Regions from separate parts of the Homo sapiens genome. Here all the other regions are linked to region 2. Evidence: chromatin contacts called from ENCODE Hi-C or POLR2A ChIA-PET data. All regions are on one chromosome and are shown on one strand. The core of a region is the stretch at or near the end of the contact, and the rest is flanking DNA. Distances in the headings are between cores, read along the strand shown.

What was found. Hi-C counts contacts between places; a loop is a spot of excess contacts on that map. ChIA-PET counts read pairs that join two places held with the same protein, here RNA polymerase II (POLR2A). Pooled maps may share reads with other maps.
Region 1: a map of cardiac septum shows a loop between it and region 2 (2.3-fold over the local background). The contact joins two enhancer-like sites. A Hi-C loop is called at or near these places in 7 of 168 maps with a recorded cell type or tissue (ascending aorta, cardiac septum, heart left ventricle and 1 more) and 5 of 50 pooled maps. POLR2A ChIA-PET finds 5 or more read pairs at or near these places in 1 of 52 experiments (HEK293).
Region 3: a map of ascending aorta shows a loop between it and region 2 (2.1-fold over the local background). The contact joins two enhancer-like sites. A Hi-C loop is called at or near these places in 7 of 168 maps with a recorded cell type or tissue (Right ventricle myocardium inferior, aorta, ascending aorta and 1 more) and 3 of 50 pooled maps. POLR2A ChIA-PET finds 5 or more read pairs at or near these places in 3 of 52 experiments (HEK293, OCI-LY7 and SK-N-SH).

What each region holds. Positions count from the first base shown.
Region 1 is chr12:93,953,087-93,956,439 of GRCh38, reverse strand. No RefSeq gene overlaps it. Among named protein-coding and RNA genes, the nearest start is that of PLXNC1, 190 kb to the left of the region's middle. Within about 2 kb of position 1,524, at least 6 of the 41 ENCODE cell types and tissues checked have a DNase peak (open chromatin) inside an H3K27ac peak, as active enhancers do; they include ascending aorta, where a contact is called at or near this core.
Region 2 is chr12:93,916,714-93,920,041 of GRCh38, reverse strand. The region is part of intron 1 of LOC105369911 (a long non-coding RNA gene); the gene reads left to right. Among named protein-coding and RNA genes, the nearest start is that of CRADD-AS1, 180 kb to the right of the region's middle. Within about 2 kb of position 1,750, at least 5 of the 41 ENCODE cell types and tissues checked have a DNase peak (open chromatin) inside an H3K27ac peak, as active enhancers do; they include ascending aorta, where a contact is called at or near this core.
Region 3 is chr12:93,971,311-93,974,793 of GRCh38, reverse strand. All of the region lies in intron 2 of LOC105369912 (a long non-coding RNA gene), which reads left to right. Among named protein-coding and RNA genes, the nearest start is that of PLXNC1, 180 kb to the left of the region's middle. Within about 2 kb of position 1,998, at least 2 of the 41 ENCODE cell types and tissues checked have a DNase peak (open chromatin) inside an H3K27ac peak, as active enhancers do; they include ascending aorta, where a contact is called at or near this core.

The DNA.
Region 1 (3,353 bases), core at 275-2,774, 37 kb before region 2:
TAAGTTGAGCTTGCAATATCACATAGTCTACTATGGCATAGTTTCCATGGTCTATATCATAAATCACATGTACTGCAAATTGCACAGTGTACAATGCTACCATCGTGGAGTCAGTTAAATTTTCTAAATTCATCTAGCCAGATTGTAATGAAGAAGTGAGGTGATGGGACCGATATTACACAGCTGTTAAAAGGTGTCAGAGCTGGAATTAAAACCCAGGTTGGTGTAATCTGGATTTTCACAGAGAAAATAAAAGCACTAGGAAAAGAACTTTCATACTCACCCACTATCAAATCCACTAACTTATTTGCATCTGTTCCTTAAGTTCTGTCTTCCCTCCTACTACTATATTTGATCTTTCCAGGCTCTACCTAAGAACAATACCTCAATCCCTGAACCCCATGTTCTCTCACCTACACAAGGACTTCATACGTGCAATGCTCCCCCTTTTCTGTCTACATTGTCATAGAATTTTTCTTCTCTATTGGATCATTCCCATCAATATCCAGATATGCTGTAGCTATCTTTGAAAAATTTTCCCTGACTTCCAAAATTCCTCTTGCTATTGTTCCATCTTTCTAATTGTCTTGGGTCAAAACTTTGTAAAGTATTTTTCTATTTTTTTTTTGTCTTCACTCTCTCCTCCCATTGTTTCCTGAACCCACTCCACTGACAATGTTGTTGTCAAAGTCAGCAGTAACCTGCCTGTTGCCAGTTTAATGGCCCAATCTCGTTTCTCCATAAGTCAGTAGTAGCATTTGGTACTGCTGATCACTTGTTCCTCCTCGAAACACTTCTTCTCCTGGCTTCTAGGATGTCCCTCAGTCTTCCTGCTGACAAGCTCCCTTTCAGCGGCCTTTGCTAGACTTCTTTCATCTTCTTGATCTCTAAATATTGAAGTATCTGAGGGCTCAGTCCTTACACCACTTCTCATCTTTGTATTCATTCTCTAGGTGGTCTCATTCAGTCTAGTGGATATAAATTTTATCAAATGATAAAAACTCCTACTTTTTAGTTTCGGCCTTGACCTCATCCCTAGACCCCAGACTTATATATTGAACTGCCTACTCAACATTTCCATCTGCATGTCTAAGAGGCATCTCAAACTTAACATGGCCAAACAGAAACCTTGATCTCTATCTTCATAAATGGCAAATGCATTATTTTAGTTGCTGTATTATTCAGTGTTCTCCAGATAAACGAACTGAGAGAGAGAGAGAGAGGTTATGAGACATTGGATCATGTGATTATGGAGGCTGAGAAGTCTCAAGATCTGTTGTTGGCAAGCTGGAGACCAGGAGACCAGGAGAGTTAATGTGTAGTCCAGTCTGAGTCTAAGAACCAAGAGAGCCAGTGATGTAAGTTCCAGCCAGTGTTGTAAGTTCCAGTCTGAACGCCAGCAGGCTTGAGACCCAAGGGGAGCTGATGTTTCGGTCCGAGTCTGAAGGCTAGATCCAATCAGTGTCCTAGCTCAGTCTGGCAGAAGGACTTTCCTCTTCCTGGAGGAAGGATTAGACTTTTTGTTCTATTCAGGCCGTCAACAGATCGGATGAGGGCCACCCACCATCGGAAAGGCAATCTGCTTTACTCATTCTGCTGATTCAAATGTTAGTCTCATCCAGAAACACTCTCACAGACACACCCAGAGTAATGTTTGACCAAATGTCTGGGTTCACTGTGACCCAGTCAAGTTGACACATAAAATTAACCTTTACAATTTCCCAAAGAAAAACGTTGGAGTTGTCCTTGACTTCTGTCTCATGTCCCACATTGAATCCATCAGCAAACCCCGATGACTCTGCCTTCTAAATATGATCAGAGTTTGACCATGTTTCAACACCCCACCACTACTATTTTAGTCAAAAGTCAACAGTATCTCTTGTCCAGAAGATTGCAATAACTGCCCCTACTATTGCCTTGAGCCCCCTTAGTAATTTATTTATTCTCAGTAAAACAGTCAGAGTGATATCATGAAAATGTCAGCTGCCATCATTCCTTATGGAAAACCCTCTATGACTTCTCAGATCATTTAGAATGAAAATGTTCTCCCAGCCTCTCACTCACCCCATCTCTTCCCACCGTCCCTATTACTCATGCCACTTTAGCAACATTGGCCTTTTTGCTGTGCCACACACATGCCCAGCACATTCATCTCAGAGTCTTTGCACATGCTTTTCCCTCTGTTTCAAAGCTTTCTCCCTAGATACCCTCATGCCTCACTCTTTTACCTTTTGCAGGTCTCTGCTCAGCTCAAAGGATATCTTACACAAAATAGCACACTCTATTGCCCACCACCGTCACTGTTTCTTCCCTTCCTCTGCACTATTTTTTTACAGAACTTACTATGACTGGTACGTAGAAATAGTACTTGGCATATATTAGAAAGTACACATCAATATTTATTAAATGGGCCGGGCATGGTAGCTCACACCTGTAATCCCAGCACTTTGGGAGACCAAGGCAGGCAGATCACCTGAGGTCAGGAGTTCGAGACCAGCCTGACCAACATAGTGAAACCCCGTCTCTACTATAAATACAAAAATTCGCTGGGCATGGTGGCGCACACCTGTAATCCCAGCTACTGGGGAGACTGAGGCAGGAGAATCGCTTGAACCCAGGAGGCAGATGTTGCAGTGGGCCGAGATCATGCCATTGCACTGCAGCCTGGACAACAAGAGCAAAACTCCATCTCAAAAAAAAAAAAAAAAAAGGTATTAAATGACCCCAATTTAGGATTTTTCTATTTAGGGCTTTTCAACTTTATGATGATGTGGATGTGATACGCATTCAGTAGACACCATATTCTGCAATCCCAGCACTATCAAGAAAAGCACTGTTTTGATTACTATCAACATGCATAGGTTTTATCTGTTCTAGGATTTTATATAAATGGAGGCATACGGTATGTGCAATTTGGTGTCTTGCATCCTGTATTCATCACAGTGTTTTAAGACTCATCAATTTTGTTGCATGTATCGGTAATTTATCTTTTTTTGTTGCTGAGTACTATTTCATTGTATGAATAAACCATAGTTTGTATGTTAATTCTCTTGTTGGTGGACATTAGGATAGTCTCCAGATTAGAGGCATGATGTATAAGGTTGCTATGAACGTTCAAACAGACTTATTCATAATAACGCTGAGTTTTTCATAAAAATCCTTTATCATACTGATTAATTATTTTTTCCATTCTTAGTTTTCTGAGAATTTCTATAATAGATGGGTACTAAATTTTACCAAATACTTTCTCTGAATTTATTAAGTTCATCACATTTTCTTATTTCATTAATGTGGTAAATTATACTGATTAGTTTTTTATTGTTTAACCAATCCTGCATTCCTGGTATAAACCC
Region 2 (3,328 bases), core at 501-3,000:
ATTTCTGGAGCTATGTTTTATTTATCTCTTGCTAATGTCTTGTACAGGTGCTGGCAAAATGTTGTCAGATAAGGGAGCAAATGAATATTTTAGCCATGAAGCAAATGAGGGATAGAGCCAAGTCTCCTGACTCCTAGCCTGAGTCCTGTTACTACCAACACTGCTACTCCCTCTCTTTGAGGGTTTGACTGCTGTAACAAAGAGACTCAAAATACAATGGCTTACACAAGATAGAAGTTTATATCCTTCTATGTCAAAATCCACTCAGTCAACCCAAGAGGGAAAGGGACAAGGGAAAGCAGGCCCTTTCCTTGTAAATACCTAACCAGGAAGCTTCAAATACCACTTCCACGCGCATTCGACCAGCCAAACTAGTCACATGGCCACATCTTGCCTCAAGGATGCCTGGGAAATGTAATCTTAGCTGGTGGTCATACAATCATCTAGAATTTCTATTACTATAGAAGATAGGGGAATGGTAGTTTTCAGCACAGTGGGACAAGCCGCTGTGTACAGTGGGAAAAGGACTAAACTTAGAGATAAGTATACCAGGGTTTCTGCACCTCCAAAATGTAATGAGAAGAGTATAATTATTAATTATAGTTATAATAATTATATTACCCCAAGGCTCATTTTTTCAACTCCAAATAATGATAATTATGGTAATTAGCATCTACTGAGCATCCATTGTGCTCTAGGGGCTGTATCATTGAAGGAAATAGGTTTAATTAACCATTTACATGGTTAGGCTTTGTGTCCCCACCTAAATCTCATTTTGAATTGTAATCCCTATAATACCCATAATCCCAATGTGCCAAAGGAGAGACCAGGTGGAGGTAATTGAATCATAAGGGCGATTCTCCCCATGCTGTTCTTGTGAGAATGAGTGAGTTCTCACGAGATCTGATGGTTTTATAAGGAACTCTCCCCCCTTCACTTGGCACTTCTCCTTCTTGCCGCCTGTGAAGAAGGTGCCTTGCTTCCCCTTCCCCTTCTGCCATGATTGTAAGTTTCCTGAGGCCTCCCCAGCTATGCTGACCTGTGAGTCAATTAAACCTCTTTCCTTCATAAATTACCGAGTTTAAGGCAGTTCTTTATAGCAGAGTGAAAACAGACTAATACAAGCATATACTTTACATGTGTGATTTAACTCAATCTTCCTAATAGTCCTGTAAGGTCATTAGTATTGTCCCGCTCATTCTAGAGATAAGAAAACTGAGCCTCAGATGTTCAGGTTTCACAGTGAGTGTATGAGAGGCAAAGCCAGTCCTGTACTCGCTGATTCCAAAGCCCATTCATGGAACCCCTCTGCTGCACCCTGGATCATTGCAGTGTCTGCATTAGAGAGTTGTCATGAGCATGGAAAGCAATGTAACTAATGGAGCAAACAGTAGGTCCTCTCCACTTTCCCCGAGAAAGGCAGTGTGGCTCTGGGGCTTTCGGCTTCCTTGCCTGAGTTGAGTAGAGAAGCTGGCGCGGGAAGGGGATTATCCAGAAACAGTTCATGGTTGCTAGAGGCAGGCTGGAGCTGAGAAAAGGCAGAATCCAGGTTTGGGAGAGAAGAGGAAAAAGCAATAAATGGAAAAATTGCAGCCCTGTAGGCAATGGAATCTATTACTCACAGATTAAAATGTCACAAGGAGTACACGTCAGTTCCAGACCTTGGAAAATGTTTTTTCCATCATAATTATGCCTCACCACCAACACAGAGGACTATTTCCCCTTCGGCAGAGGAGGTTGCCCCACTTGGTGTCTTTTTAACCTTCTGCAGACCTCAAAAGTTGCCTCTTACATTTATTCATAGTATTAACAATGGCCAACACCAATGAGCACTTACATGTGCCAGCTACTTAGAGTCTGTTCATCTTTCAATAACGCTGTGAGATGGGTACTTTTCATTTCACCCCCTTTTACAGATGAGGAAACTGAGGCACACAGATGTCAGGTAACATGTCCAACTTCACATGGCTGGTAAGAGGAGAATTGGTCATTAAACCTAGCTCATCTGAGCATGATCTTAATCTCTCCTCAAAACTTCCTCCCATTGCCCAATTCTGTTCATGGGAAAGTGGGAAACAATATAAGGTCTTCCAGAAAGAACCTGGCAGCTCTTCCCTCTTTTCTTTCTCATTGAGGCACAGCATGAACTGAAAATATGAGGTATGGAGGGTGGACCAAGGAATGTCAAATCCAACTCCAGCTGGGGTTAGTAAACTAAATGATGATTCACATCCAATGGGATACTCATTAGCTAACCTTTAAAAATGATGTTGAAGAATACCATGAAGTAGGCAAGCTCATAAACGGTAGGCATAGTATGTTGTCCAGTTAAAAAAAAAAGGTTTCTACACACACACACACACACACACACACACACACACACACACACATTCCTAAAAGATTACACAACAAATCATCATGAATCCTTCTAACTGAGTAGCAAGATTATGAGCAAACTTATTCATCTGATATCTTAGGCCTCCCTCCTCCATTTCCACCCAGGTCCCCACAGGAGTCAGCAAAGAGGCAATTCAATTTCGAGAAACATCTCAGGCTTGTGCCCAAGACCATGGCCTTCCTCCCAGCTAAACAAGGCACTGACTTCTTTTTTTTCTTACTTTTCTTTTTTATTTTTTTTATTTTGAAAAACAAAATCACATTTATGGAAAAATTGGAGGACAGTACAAAGAATTATTTTTTCCTAAACCATTTGATGGTAAGTTGCAATTTGATGTCCCATTGCCCCTAAATACTTTAGGGTGGAATTCCTCCAAACAAGGATGTGGTCCTGCATGACCCCACATTAACCAGCAAAATCAGGAAATCAACATTGACATAGCCCTGCTGTCTATTCCTCAGATCCCATTTGAGTTATGCCAATTGTCCCAATAATGTTCTTTACAACAAAATAATCCAGTCCAGAACCAAGTTACGGTTGGTTCTTTTTTTTTTTTTTTTAATTTTTATTTTTTAGAGACAGGGTCTGACTATGTTGCCCAAGCTGGTCTGAAACTCCTAGGCTGAAGTGATTCTCCTGTCTTGGTTTCCCAAAGTACTGAGACTACAGGCTGGCTGTGTTTTTTACTTCCTTTGTCTGGAATACCTTCTCAGTCTTTCTTTGTCTTTCTTGATACTTTTTTTTTTTTTTTTTTTGAGACAGGGTCTCACTCTGTCTCCCAGGCTGGAGTGCAGTGGCATGATCTTGGCTCTCTGCAATCTCTGCCTCCCAGGCTCAAGCGATTCTCCCGCCACAGCCTCTCGATAGCTGGGACCACAGATGCACATTACTATGCCTGGCTAATTTTTTGTATTGTTTTGGTGGAGACGG
Region 3 (3,483 bases), core at 749-3,248, 55 kb before region 2:
TGGAAGTCATCAGTCATCTTATCTTTTTCCATTGACCTTTCACATCTCATCCAATGTTTTTCATTGTGATTGTTTAGGGAATTTGAAAAGACAAGACTAAATATGTAAGGAGCATGATGAAAATCTGACCCCAAGAAGGAGCATGGGAAGGAAGCTTGATTGGAAGCATTCTAGACTGCTAGGCAATCTAGAAGAGATTTGGCAAGGCTGCTGGGGAGTTCTCATGCCAACATCAGCCATCAGAGGAGTCTTTTGTTTCCCAGGAATGGGCCCGCTTTAGTATTCCTGCTATGCTCAGTCACTGGGAGCAACCCACTGGAAGTGTGGCCTCGGTGCAAATATAACAATAGATTTCAGAGCACAGCTACTTCCCTGTGGTTGGAAGTCTGTGAGACACATTCTCACGGCTACTATATTCATGCCATAAACATTTTTAGCACCACTCCTACCTCCTATCACTAACACTCTATTTTTACCTTGCTGTAGCTATTTCTTCCTCAAAGAGGGTTGTATTAAAGTTCCAAATGTGATTTCTCAGTTACAGGGTGATATCAGGATACCCCACTGTGGGAAGGTTGGCCGGCCGTCTCCCAAATGGCCTGACAGTGTATCATTTATTACCTTACAAATTTACAATCATCAGTAGTTGGATAATTAGACTGGTGAGCTCAGACCTGACTTTGTCAACACATCATGCCATGCGTCTCTCAGGGCAGGCTCATGCTAATTACATTCAAAAGGCTGATATAAAACATCAGAATGCCAAGTTATTCACTTCTCGTAAGAAACCATCTTTAGAAGGACAAGAATATCCGAAGTTTCTAGGATCAATACATTCTTTCCCTGTAGGAGCTAAACAGTAATCAGGAGATTACTTGTTGAGTGTGACATCAGATCAAAGAGAATTGGATAAGCCAAAGGTATGCAGTAGCAAAGTAAGCTACTCAGTACATCTTTCATGTCACACAGAGATAGTCTTACAGACAGAATGTGAAGGCACAAACACAAGAGCTATTATACCCCTCTAGATACATTTACCCACTAGGAGTGGCATTGCACCCCCAAAATCCATTGGCTAAGGCTTCTTTTCCATTGGGAAGTGTTTGAATGAGCACCACCAATATTTGTCTCTGTGTCTGTCTTTTTTCTCTGTTTCCACAGTTGCCCATCCCAACCACTGCCTCCCCTTGCACCACCATCCTCCCACTCCCAGCTAGTCCAAGGGCTTTGGAAGTCATCCTGTCTTTTTCCGTTGATCTTTCACATTTAGTCCAATACTACAGTTATTACAGTTAAGCACTTAAAAAGTCAGTCCTGTTTCCCCCATTTCCAAATTTTGGAGGCCCTTAAACACGAACAATAGTCAAATACTATCAACAAAGTTCAGTTTTCTTTTCAGGGCCTTGAGCTGAAAAAAGGAGCCTCACGATATATTCCTGGGTTCACTTGGTTTTCATCCCTGGTAAAACATACCCTTCAACTGTGTTTCCTTTCACCACAAATGGAGTCTGAATGGTTGCTTTTGCCAGGGCCATGGTGAGAAGAGCAGAAGAGCCATCTGCAAACCCTAGCCCTCTCCAATTGGCTGCCTGTTGGAAGGGGAAGTGTAGTTGACCACCTCTAGCTATACACAAAGCCAAGTAATTCTGCAGGCAAACTTCTGTCTCCATGGAGCCTGCCCAGCCACCCTCGCAAGTAGAGAAATTCCTTCTTTCAGTTTGGAAAATGGTCCCAGCTATGATGCCAAACTCTCCTGAGTCATATGTAAATGTAGAAACACATACTCTGTGGTCTTCCTCTGGTCAGACTGTCCTCCTTGGCCTTAGCTTACATTGCTCTGGTAATGTCCTTAATACACTTCACCAGACTACTAGGCAACCAATTGGTTAATACCGTGCAACGAATTCTCCCATTCCACTTTGTGAGAAGGCAGCAAATGAGCCTTGCCGCCATGTCCCAGCATGGTATTTACATGCTTATTACAAGTCCACATGGCCAGTTGGAGGGGCATTTCCCAGCCCCTTGTCTTTGCCTTCTCAGACTAAGAACCAGAGAAGCCGCAAGACTCATTTGTTTTTGGTCAAATGTGGGTAGGGCACGGATTAAATCCTGAGAGTCAGGAAACCCAATTTTCAGGCTGATTTTGTCCTGGACAAACTCAGTAGCTCTCAACAAAACACTTAATCCTTCTGGAATGCAGTTGCCTCCTCCTTTTAAAATAGTAATGTACCATTTGGCCTCACTCACCTCTAGGAACGCTTAAGAGGTAAAAATGTGATAATGGATGTGAAAGTGCCACAAGAGATGTAGAAGATATATAAGGAGCTCTGCCAACCAAAGGACTGCATTTGATACAGTACTTTTTCAAACAAAACAAAAACGTCTCTGCAAGCTGGGGGAATACTTGTGTTTAACCCAAGAAGGAGCCTTCAGCAGATCTCAGCAAATCAAAATAGAATATTCCCATTGAAGAACTCCCTGGGTTTCCTCTGGCCTCACATAACACAGCAATATGCCGGGGCTCTGCGACTTCATTTATTTGGCTCACCCATGCCTCTAGCATCTCCTAAGATGCTTAGAACTTAACTGAGAATACTTTAAGTCACAATCAAAAAGGGTAAGGAGAGGTATATTAGTTAAAACTTTTTTTTTTTTCAGAGACAGGGTCTCACCATGTTTCCCAGGCTGGTTTCGAACTCCTGAACTCAAGTGATCCACCCACCAATGCCTCCCAAAGTGCTGGGATTACAGGTGTGAACCACAGCACCCAGCCAGTTAGAACTTTTTTTGATTTCTATGCATGGAAACCCATCTTTAAATAATTTAGTCAGGCAATGGGAATTTATTGGAGGTGGATTCTCATAACTGCGGGAAGATGTGAAGTGCAGCTGGACTATGAGGACAACTGAATTGGGAACTTACATTCTCTGCCAGTAGAATTTCTCCCCATCTCTCATCTGCCACTCCATGCTTCATTCTCTTAAAATGATCTCTTTAACAGGTAGGTCACATGGTCACATTTAGATTCCAGGCCTCAGAGCCCACATCTTCACCTCCAAAATGAAACCAGCTCTCTTTTCTTAGTTCCAGTTTGAAAAGTTCTGGGGAACAATCGTGGTTAATTTGGTTTGTCTCAGATGGCCACTCCAGGACCAATGAACCATGCCCAAAGGAGCAAATTACTGCAACTGGTCAAATTAAGCCAGGTTCCACCCCTGATCCAATGGCTGGAAGTAGATTAGGAGCTAGGGTCAATAGTCCAGACATGGCCACAAGGGACAACTCTGTGATTTACAGTCCTTCTGTAACTATAATAGGTTCATTGCCTGATGCACAGTGAGTCAGCATACTGAGACACTGGGGGTTGCAGCAGAGAAAGAGTTTAATAATCATAGGACAGCTAAAGGAGAAGATGAGAAAAAACCTCAAATCCATCTCCGCAAGAGGTTTGGGGATACTGTTTCTAAGGAGTCTGTACAGGTG